2 separate regions of the Homo sapiens genome follow, and region 1 is linked to region 2. A link is a loop called in an ENCODE intact Hi-C map of the cell type or tissue named here. Cell type or tissue: B cell. All regions are shown on one strand. Links, peaks and the distances in the headings refer to the core of each region. The heading gives the core; the rest is flanking DNA. Region 1 has its middle 54 kb from the start of RPS6KA3. Region 2 has its middle 110 kb from the start of RPS6KA3.

What was found. Peaks named below come from ENCODE experiments on the same cell type or tissue, not always from the same donor. Only the 100,000 strongest peaks of a DNase experiment are listed, where the experiment ranks them.
Region 1: it touches region 2 in a loop (6-fold over the local background); 5 of 110 quality-filtered maps call a loop at or near these places.

The regions. Positions count from the first base shown.
Region 1 is chrX:20,318,570-20,323,953 of GRCh38, reverse strand. No RefSeq gene overlaps it. Among named protein-coding and RNA genes, the nearest start is that of RPS6KA3, 54 kb to the right of the region's middle. In B cell, for the core only: no CTCF peak of the experiment used is centred there; a DNase peak (open chromatin) is centred at 3,013; H3K4me3 peaks cover 389 bases; H3K27ac peaks cover 1,027 bases.
Region 2 is chrX:20,372,820-20,378,203 of GRCh38, reverse strand. No RefSeq gene overlaps it. Among named protein-coding and RNA genes, the nearest start is that of RPS6KA3, 110 kb to the right of the region's middle. In B cell, for the core only: no CTCF peak of the experiment used is centred there; a DNase peak (open chromatin) is centred at 2,843; H3K27ac peaks cover 1,352 bases.

The DNA.
Region 1 (5,384 bases), core at 254-5,253, 54 kb after region 2:
GGATGGTGACATGCTGGAGTTTAAAAGGCAATGGGAGGTGGGTGTGGTGGCTCACACCTGTAATCACAATTACTTGGGAGGCTGAGGTGGGAGCAATGCTTGAAGCCAGGAGTTCAAGACCAGCCTGGGCAAATTAGGAGACCCTATCTTTACAAGACTTTTAAAAGTTAGCCAGGTATGGTGACACATGCCTGTAGTCTCAGCTACTCAGGAGGCTAAAATGGGAGGATCACTTGAGTCCAGAAGTTTGAGGTTATAGTGAGCTATAATTGTGCCACTTCACTCCAGCCTGAACAACAGTGAGAACCTATCTCAAAAAAAAAAAAAAAAGAAAGAAATAAAAAGAAAAAAGGGGGCAAGAAAAGGCAATGGGCCCACGGACTCTGGGCTCCTCTAGCCTAGAGGACATCTCACTCTTTTCAGGCTGCCAAGATCACCAAGAAAAGCCAGACAAGTGATGAGGAGTAGCCTCTACATCCCTGTGTTCTTTTCTATACATCTGCATGCCTTGTTTGCTGCTTTGGGAGAAAACAGAAGTAAAAGCAACCTAAACTTGAGCTCAAGTCGTCAATCTGGCTCATCTTTGCCCTCAAGCCAGAATCTAGCCTAATCTCTCTGTAATCACGGTCTAGTTTGGCACTGGGGCTGCCTCACCCAGTGAATTCTGCTATCTTCTTCCATTCTGAAAATCTGGAACTGACATCTACCTATGGGCCTACTGGGTGCCAGCAGGTTTTATGTGTTATGTGGAGGTTATCTTTCCCCACCTGGAGATGATAATTTGAAGTTCTATGAGAAGTTGAGATCACACCATTAAGGGCAGAGCTGTCTTTACACTTCCCCATTGTGAGGACAGCAGAGTCGACAAGTAGTGATCACAGGAGACCCCAAGCCCCTGGTGATCTCACACGTTCTCCAATCCACAGCTCTCCTTCCTCCTGCTCACCTATTCTTACCCCTGGCCCACAATGAACTAATCTGTCGGAAGGTAAATCCCGGGTCTGTTCAAGCCTCATACAGTGATCAGCATAACTACGGCCTAGAGTGAGAGACCATTGGTTTTATTTCAGTTCCGCCACTGACTTGTTACAACATTCTTTAGCGTTCATGCTGACAGACACTCCAGAGTGGTAACAGCATAGAAAATGCTGACAAACTGGGCACAACTGTTTGTTTACTCATATTGATAATAACTAGTATTCACATCGTACTTTGCAGTTTGCAGTGTTCACACAAACCTTGTCTCACTGATTTTCAAAAGAACTCTCTGAGATAATCAGAGAGTTGTTATCATCTTCGTTTTACAGAGGAAGAAGCCATGGCTTGGAGAAATGAAGCAACTGGTAATAAATTAGTATGGCAAGAAAGACAGTAAGGGGGCAGGGAACATAGCAGACAGCTCCTCTTGACACCTTTAGGAAGCAGATGAATAAAACTCTAGCTTAATGGTGTCTCCCAGGGTGCCCTTCCTGCTCCCCTGATAATTTCCATTGATTGGACCTATCTTTTTAAATCTCAAACTCTCACAAGTCTATAAATTGGGGTCATCGTTAAAAATAAAGAAACAGATTCAGAGTTACTTGCCCAATATCATACGGCTCAAAAGATCTCAGCAAAGAAGCCAGCTCTAATAAGACAAGAGAGCTCATGTTCTTCCCTCTGTCACAGTCTTTTCCTAAAGTTACAATCTCCCTGGGTGACATTGCTCACACCTAACATGTTAACCATTAAATCTGTCTCCAACCTAGACTTCTTTCCTGAGTCCCAGATCTATTTGTACAACTGCCTAGTGGAAATCTCCTCTTAAGTGTCCCATACACATCTCAAGGCCAACATATCCTAACCTGAATTCATTATACATCCCCCAAGCCAGCTCCTCCTTGAGGTCTTCCAATTGCTGACATCTACCTAGGGCCTACCTAGTTAGTAGCACCATAATCTAGTCCACTGGGCAAATCAGAAACATGGAAGTCCTGTGACATTTCCTCTTCGACCCCACAGCCAATCAGTGAGCCTTCTCAAGCCTTTCTCCTAAACATGTCTCCAATCGTTCTTCTGCTTCCGCTCCCAGTGTCTCTCAGTCCTTTATCATTGGCAATAGAGTCCCCATTGATTTCCTTGCCATGAGTCTCAGCCCCATCCCTCCCTCCCAGGCTCAAATTCCTCTCTGCCTGACCAAGTGACCCTCTTAGATTTGGCCCCTGCCTAGCTACTGTGCCAGCCTCATTACCCTCACTTTACCTCTGGCACATTGTGTTCCAGCAAACCCAAAGTATATGCAGTCCACCAACAGCCATGTACCTTCTGCCTAGAATGCCCTGTCCCCATTTCAGGGCTCTGTTCAACAACTACTGTCACTTCTTTTATTCCATCCCCCAGGGAAAGTTCCTTGCCGTCTCCTTTGCAACAACATTGTACCTTGAACTTGCCCCTTATCACCTTGAACCACAAATCTTGGCTTACATGCCTGCTCCTCCTGCCTACCATACTGGGAGATCCTTGAGAACAAAGACCAGGTCCTACCTATCTTTATAGGTGCAGCACCTAGCCCAGTGGTCAACACTTAGTAGGCACTCCATAAATGTTCATGAAATGTATGCTGGAATTGATCACCACTGCATTTTAGAATATGAAGGAAACTTAAAGTGAATTGAGTCCACTCCAAAGCCTAATTTTACAGATAATGATACCAAGGTTCAGGGATGATGTGACTTGCTGAGCTACATAATGCCTTGGCAGCAATGGTAATAAATAGATTCAAATCTCCAGAATGGATTCACTCCTTTATTAGTTCTTTTTCCGTGATTCCTCATTGCCTCTCAAACTCAAAGCAGAAAAGCCATTGAGCCTCTCAGCGTCTCTGTTTTCACTCATAGACAACGGAAATTACTAATGCCTTCCCTTTCTACAGCATAGGGATTTTATTTAACTACGGTTGAATGCTGTCTGTAAAAATGCTTTGACTTCAGAGAGAGATACACCACAGCCGCGGCTCAGCAGCCCACCACTTTGATTTCAACTTCTCAGTTTACTCTCTCACTTCCTCTATTGACTTTTCCTCTCATGCAGCCTGCAACCCAGCAGAAGCTGGAAGAGAAAGAGATTTGTGATTTCCTCTTACCCCAACTCTACTTAACGAAGAAGAAAGGTACTGTAAATAAAATGAAACAAAGGTTCGTGTACAACTGCATACAAAATATTGCTATTGATTACAAGTTCAGGATGAGAATAAAAGGAGGTTCATGTTTGGAGTCTTGCACTGGGAATGATTATGACACTACTCAGAGACTCCACATCCGTCCGTATGTACATATGTAAATAAAATAGGCTGCCAAACCTAGGAGATTTTTTAAATTCTGACATTCTTTTAAAAAGCAGGAGGATGACAGTTAACTTGGAAAAATAATATCGTAAAAGACAAAGAAAGGCTGTCGAAATGTTCCAGATTAAAGGAGGCTAAAGAGACATGACAACCAAATGTAACACCTGACCCTACCGGATCTTATGTTGGAGGGAAAAGATGCCATAAAGGACATTATTGGGTCAATTGACAAAATTGGAATGAGAACAAAAGATTAAATAAATGTGTTGTATCAATATTAATCAAATGGAAGTTGATAACTCTATTGTGATTAGGTAACAGATTATTCTTAGGAAATACTCACTGAAGTATTAAAGACCCATAATGTATGTAACTTACTCTCAAATGCATCAGAAAAGCATTGTGTGTGTTTGTGTGTGTGTGTGTGTGTGTGTGTGTGTGTGTGTGTGTGTGTAGAGAAGATATACAGGCAGATCTAAAGTAAATGAGGTAAAATGTGTACAGTAAGTGAATCTAGGTAAAACATATGTAGATGATATTTGTACCATTTTTATTCTTGCAACTTCTCTGTAAGTTTAAAATTATTTCTGAATGAAAGTGTTTTTTTTAATCATGTCTGGGCCAAGTGTGGTGGCTTATACCCACTGAAAGTAATCCCACTGCTTTGAGAGGCTGAGGCAGGAGTATCACTTGAGTCCAGGAGTTCGAGACCATCCTGGGCAACACAGAGAGACCACATCACTACTAAAAATTTTTTTAATTAGCCAGGTGTAACAGTGAGCACCTGAATTCCCAGCTACTTGGGAGACTGAGGTGGGAGGATTGCTTGAGCCCGGGAGTTCGAGGTTGCAGTGAGCTATGATCACACCACAGCACCCCAGACTGGGTGACAGAGTGAGACCCTGTCTCAGGAAAAAAAAAAAAAAAAAAAAAAAAAAAAAAGGATGTCTGCACAAGACTTTGCATTTGTGATATTTAACAAGTTCAATTGTTATATCCATATTCATCCATCTATCTTCAGTAATCATGTCTCCAGCACTATGCTAAAATGCTGTAGAGATTGAAGAGAGAAATAGGCATAATTTTTTCTTTAAGTAGTTCATTTCTACTTTAGAAGAGAGGACACAAACACATAAATAGACAGAAATCATGATAAGCAGCAAATGCTGAAGACCAAATGAGTAGTAGCGGCAAAGGGAAGACGAAATGGAATTTCAGGGCTTTAGGGAGGAGGTGGAAGTTGAGTGAGGCCTTTGAGCAGGGACTGGGTTTGGAAAGGAGCAGAAGAGCAGAAAGAGCACTCCAAGTGGAGAGCACAGTGAGACCCAAGCTGGCAAGGTAGGAAAGCACACCCTGTTGCGAGCAGTATGATTTAAGAGGTTTCACTGGCAGTGGGGTGGGGAGGATCAGGGTAGGAATGTTAGTTGGGGCCAACTGCGGACACATGGAAATACCAGGTTAAGGAGTCTGGAGTTGATTGCAGAGGCCAGAGGTCAGCAACAGCTTAGAAGTGCTGACCCCTCTTTCTTCTGCTTCTAGACAACACAGTTCAAGCTGGGAGTGGGCTGTGTCAATGATGGTGGAAGGACACCAAGAAGGATCCAATATTTGGAAACATCTCCTTCATAGATCCTACCAATCAGGAATCCATTTGAAAACACAACTATCTTTCAGAAGCAAATCTGGTAGTTATTGTTTACAATTAAGTACACTTTAATCAGTTAAACCCATGACTGTGTCAGTCACACTGAGGGAATGGAAACGTTTAAAGGAGGATAAAGAGCAGTAATTTTGGAGAACTGGGTGAAGGAAGGCTGACAGGGCAGGTGTATTAATGAGGGTAATTAATGGTAGCTGCTGTAACAAAAAAAAGTCTCAGCAATTTAACATAGTAAAGGTTTATTTCTCATTCATTAATGTCAAAATCTGGTACAGGTGGGGCAGCTCTCCTTAGTAGGTGTCTTCCAATTAGTGACTCAGAAATCAGCTGCTATCTTGTGAGGCTGCCATCTTAAACCCATGGCCTCTGAAATCACCATAGGAAAGAAAGATTGAGAGGGAT
Region 2 (5,384 bases), core at 146-5,145:
ATTGAACACCTACTGAATGCCAGACAATATGCTGGGAGCTTATATGTTTTCTGTTGTGTTTGTTTGACAAGGAGAACAGGGGAGAAGGAAAAACTTAGGCTACTATAAGAAAGGTGAACGCTGCTGCCTGTTTTCCCATGGTGTGGATTTATTTTAAGAGAACTCACTATTTTTATATTACCTGTAGAGCAAATCTCAGTTATCAGAAAATCTTAGGTGATGTGTCTTCCAGGTTTAAGCACAAAACTTCTTCTTTTAATTTTAACCAGCTCACATGGATGAATCTCAAGCATTATGCTTAATGAAAGAAGCCAGACAAAGGACTACATACTATGGTTACAGAACAAAAAGTGTACAAAAGTCCTACAAATACACACCTGGTAAATTATGCCTCAATAAACCTGTTTCTATTTCTTTTCATCAGTTTGGATTGAAATCTTTTGAAATTTTATTACACGCCATCTTGAATTTTCTGTAGCTAAGCATAATCTTACCTTTATTGATCTGGGATTTGAACGGAATTATGAATTCTAATGATTATTCTCTTCTGTAGAAAACTGATACCCTCAGAGTTTATTTGCCCCTACACCAAATGGTGCTAGATGACTGTGCTTTTGGAATCTCTATGACTGCTTTATAATTTTTCTTTCTCCCTCCTCCTATAAGCTCTCAGCAGTGACTCCCCCCGTGGATATACTCTCCCAAAACAACATTTCTAAACTGCTGCTTCTAATCTGTTGTGAACTGTTGGGGATAGGAGTGAAAGCAGATAACAATGTTGATAAGAACTGTATGTGTGTTGAGTACAAATAAATAAGCTCTGAATAGGAGTCTAGGGCCAGGTGTGGTGGCTCACGCCTGTAATCCCAGCACTTTGGGAGGCCAAGGTGGGTGGATTACTTGAGGTCAGGGGTTCGAGACCAGCCTGGCCAATATGGTGAAACCTCGTCTCTACTAAAAATACAAAAATTAGCTGGGCATGGTGGCGGGTGCCTATAATCCCAACTATTTGGGAGGCTGAGGCGGGAGAATCCCTTGAGCCCAGGAGGCAGAGGCTAAAGTGAGCCGAGATTGCACCACTGCACTCCAGCCTGGGCGACAAAGCAAAACTCTGTCAAAAAAAGGTCTAGAAAGCGTCTATAATAAAGTGAATCAGCTTTTGTGCAAGGGTTGAGTGTTATCTGGTTTAGCTACTAAGAGGTCTGTTTTACTTATTTGTTAGTTCTTGACTAAGTTCTTGAAAGGTCAGTTTGCTGTATCACTGCACTCATTTGAGGAGAAGTGTTATTATACTATTTTATTCATACACGCAGTCACACATACATATTTATACATCAAAAAACAAAACAAAACAAAACAACAACAACAACAAAAAACACTGCTTAAGCAACAAGCAGAAAGGAAAGCGCCAAAAGAAACTCTCCATTCTGGATAATTCAGAATAGGTAGAGCATAGAATACTACAGTTTAATAGCAAAAATGGCCCTAAGGGGTAAAAAAGAATATATTTTTATTTCTTCAGTTAGACAGAAAGAATATGGTTCATTGCCCACAGGATAAGGTCTCATTTGAATCAACCAACTGATAATGCCAGGAAAGCATTTTTAAAAGAAACACAAACAGTAAGGGTTGTTTTTTTTATCTCTTCATCAGACAGGGCATTTGATTAACCTTTTTTTCTAAGATAAAAGAGGCAATTACGTGAATATCCTGTTGTCTGTGTATCTGCCAACAATGTAACCATTTAAAATCTTTGTAAAAATAAGGTGATTTCTACACTCACAAATCTAGGAAATTTTGTTAATTCATTCCTAGAGGCCGTCGTAATTAGTGCAATATTTAAAATGACAGGAAGTAGTAATGAAGCTTTGGAGTTCCGGCATAAAATGGCATCATGAGTAGAATGTGGAATTTCAAGTCTTGGCTTCTCTTCTCTGTGCTAAAATCTGCACAGTTCAATTTGTGGATGACATTAGTTACATTCGTCAGACATCCTCATTTTGCATCTCTATCTGCCCTGTAATTGCTATCATTTTCAGAATGGCTTTGTAAGAATGAAGGCATTCATTTCAGATTTATATTCTTCTATTTTTGAACTGCTATTTTGTGTCAGGCACTGTTCAGGCCCTTTTAATCCTCAGAAGGCTAGGTACTAATATTATCTTCATTTTGAAGCTGCAGAAACCAAGGCTCAAAGAGGTTCAGTAGATTTCCCAAAGACACATAGCTAGCAAATTGGGAGCTAGTGAATCTGAAGCTAGGGCACCACACTAACGTCCATAAGCTCATTGACATTACTTTTACTAAATAAAAAGTAGAAGCCTCCATTTCCTTTCAATCGTCATAGCAGAGAGTCTCTGTGAGGTCCACATCTTTGTATTTTTAAAAAATTAATTCCACCTCTTGTGCCTTTGCTCATCTGAATTACTATACTGTCGTCTTTTTATTTGTGCCAACAAAGTATTTTTATTAAATGTGAGCCATAATCTGCTATATCCAGGAATATAGAATTCTCCCTATAATGGGCCAACTTCTTCAGAAGTTTCATTGTGAAAATGTCAGTTTCACCCTTTCCAAGTATAAAGATGGCCACCACAAGGCTAAGCTTTATAAAACTCACCAAAAGAAAACTGACTTGAGGTCTTCATTTTCTGAAATACTGAACAATCCTCCCTCCCCTCATCAGTAGAAATGGTCATCAAATCTTAATATGAAACAAATTTGACTGTCTTAGCAGATTCACATGATTTGAAGAACCGAAGTAATAGGAACACTTCATCAATCCCTCTACTTCCTCTTTTTATGATTGCATGTAGTTTTTAAAAAAAAAATTGGCTCTGCCTCTCTTTTCAAGTGACGCTGTAGAAACACAGAGCTTTGAGGAAGTTTTGCAGAGAAAGAAACCGTGGCCCAAAATGCTGGCTTCAGTCTCATAAATTGATGTGAGAGCCAGTCCTGAAGTTTGCTCCTGTCATCTTCCTCTTGTTTCATGCGACCTTGGGCTGGCCTCATTCCCACTTGTTTTCTCTTGATATCTGGCTTTCTTCAGTCTCCCTGTCAAACTGCTCAAAGAGAAAGCTGTGTTCACCACTTCCCTAGCAGAAATGTCTTCCAAAGTTCTAATAGGTACCCATTTGCTTCTCTTAATGATACTTGAGCACTGCCCTGCCGGTGTTGACTTTCCAGATCATCAGATAATGAATTGAGTCACCTCTATGTGCCATGTGGCTGGGACATCAGTTGCTGACTAATGAGAAATTCAATGAAAGGCAGGGAAGCAACTCTGGGGCATGGAAGCAGAGAAGTAAGATATCAATTCTCTTGGTACAATCCTACTTATATTTATCAGGGCAAGATAACCTACCCCATTGCCAAAATCTTAACAGGAAAAGAGAAATGAGAATTCCTTATAGCTCTCACTAGTCTTGTTTCAACTTATACCTCTTTTTAAAATTATAAACTAAAATGAAAGCAGGAATGACAGTAAGGAGAGAAGAGTGATGGCCCTAAGATACAAGAGGAAGTTAAAAGCGGAACATCGAGTCCAAATTTCCTACACTCCCTGATAAAGAGTTGGCTCTCTTCCTCTACATAAGCAGGAAGACTGCTCCAAGTAGTTGGCCACCTGTGAAATATTGCCCCATGCTAGGTTTTCATTGGGAAAAACAAACACAAGCCAAGTTTCCTCGCGTAAAATGCAAAACACAATACATACCTCAGAGTGTTGTGAGAATTGTATGATATAACAAATGTGAACATGCCCCAGCATAGGCCTGACACACAGAGCACATTTCTGGAATGTTAAGGCATGCAGTGAATATGGGAGCTTCATCGCTGGAGCCCCCTTCAGTGGAGGGCTCCTCATACCTGCTGCTGAAAATGCTGTCAGCAGGCAGCCTCCAGCTGCGGGCTCCTCTGGAGATGCCTCAGCTGCAGAGAGACTCCTGGGCCCTAAGGCACACCCTTCCCAGGGCAGCCTTGACCCTGGAAAGGCAGGAGTATGAAGGCCTGACCATTTAGGCTTGACACAGGGCAACTTTGATGGGCCGTTTTAGTAGCCCACCTCTCTCATGGGAGCTGGGCCCTGAGCTGGGCCCGCTTCACAGGCCGACTTCTCTCTCCCCTTTCCTCTCCTCCCTTCCACAGGTGTTGGCCTCAAGGGCACACTTCATAAACATCCTTCCCACTAAACTCTGTCTCAGAGCCTGCTTCTTGGAGAACTCAACCTGTAGTAGGAGAATATGGAAACAAATCAATAGTTGGAATTTAGGGTTTGAAATGGTGTGTAGCTCTGGCTGGTATTACTAAACTTGTCCAAACCTATTACCACAAGACCTATGCAGCACCAGAAATGCAGCACAACTTTAAAAAATTACTCAGGTTAGTACTACTTGGTAAATGGGACTGGGAAATTTGATGCTGGGAAAATTGATTATTTAGAAAAAAAAAACCATAGATAGAGGCCTCACTTTCTATATCTACCAATTAATTTTCAGATACATTTGACGGTTAGAGGCATCTTTTTAAAATATAAGAAAAGGAAAAGAAAATAGAGGTGGGTATTTAGCCAATTTTTGCCTTTTATGAAATTTTAAAAGTAATTTTCACACAGGTGTTAAAATTTTAATTTGTTTTTGAAACTTAGAAAGTTATAAAAGTACAAAGAAAAACATAAACTCCTCTAGCCCCATCACCCAGAATTAACAAGTTGATTATTAACAAAATTAAGGTTTTATAATATTTGCTTGTGCTTATCTGTTAACATTTGCACGCATGATATTTTCTCAGTTTGAGTGCTTGGATGCAAGAGAGCAGAAAAAGGATTTACTGGTTATTGAGTCAGTAGCAGATAGAAGGAAAGTCTGGAGATGGTTTCATAAGATGAGCAAGTGCAAAGACAGCTGGACAACAGGAAGCACAGCCAGGTTACAGCACAGGAACAGTTTTAGGTGTCACCATCGCTCCTACCTTCCCTGCACATTAGACACCCCCGCTTCTGGCCTCTCAATGTGCTGTTTCAACCACGAGTAATTTTTCAACTCTTCCTGAATTTTAGCATCACTCTCTCAAGATTCAAAGTCCATTCAGGTGGCCTAGGTTGCACTCTAGCTGCAAAGGCCGGGGAGAGGGCGTATCTGAGCCCCTTACAGAAGCAAGACACTGTCTCCCAAAAATACTCACAAAATAGGAGAGTGCTAGTTATGAAGCTATTTTATCGCTGCTTCAAGCGCAGGCTCCTGTATATCCCTTTGTGATGTCAGGGCTGAGACTCTCTTTTTCTGTAAACTTCATTTCTCCTTCATCACTTGCTCCCTATATTGACTCTGCCAATAGAGGACCCTAAAAGTCTGGGGAAGAAAGAAAGGTCAATGTTCCATCCTATT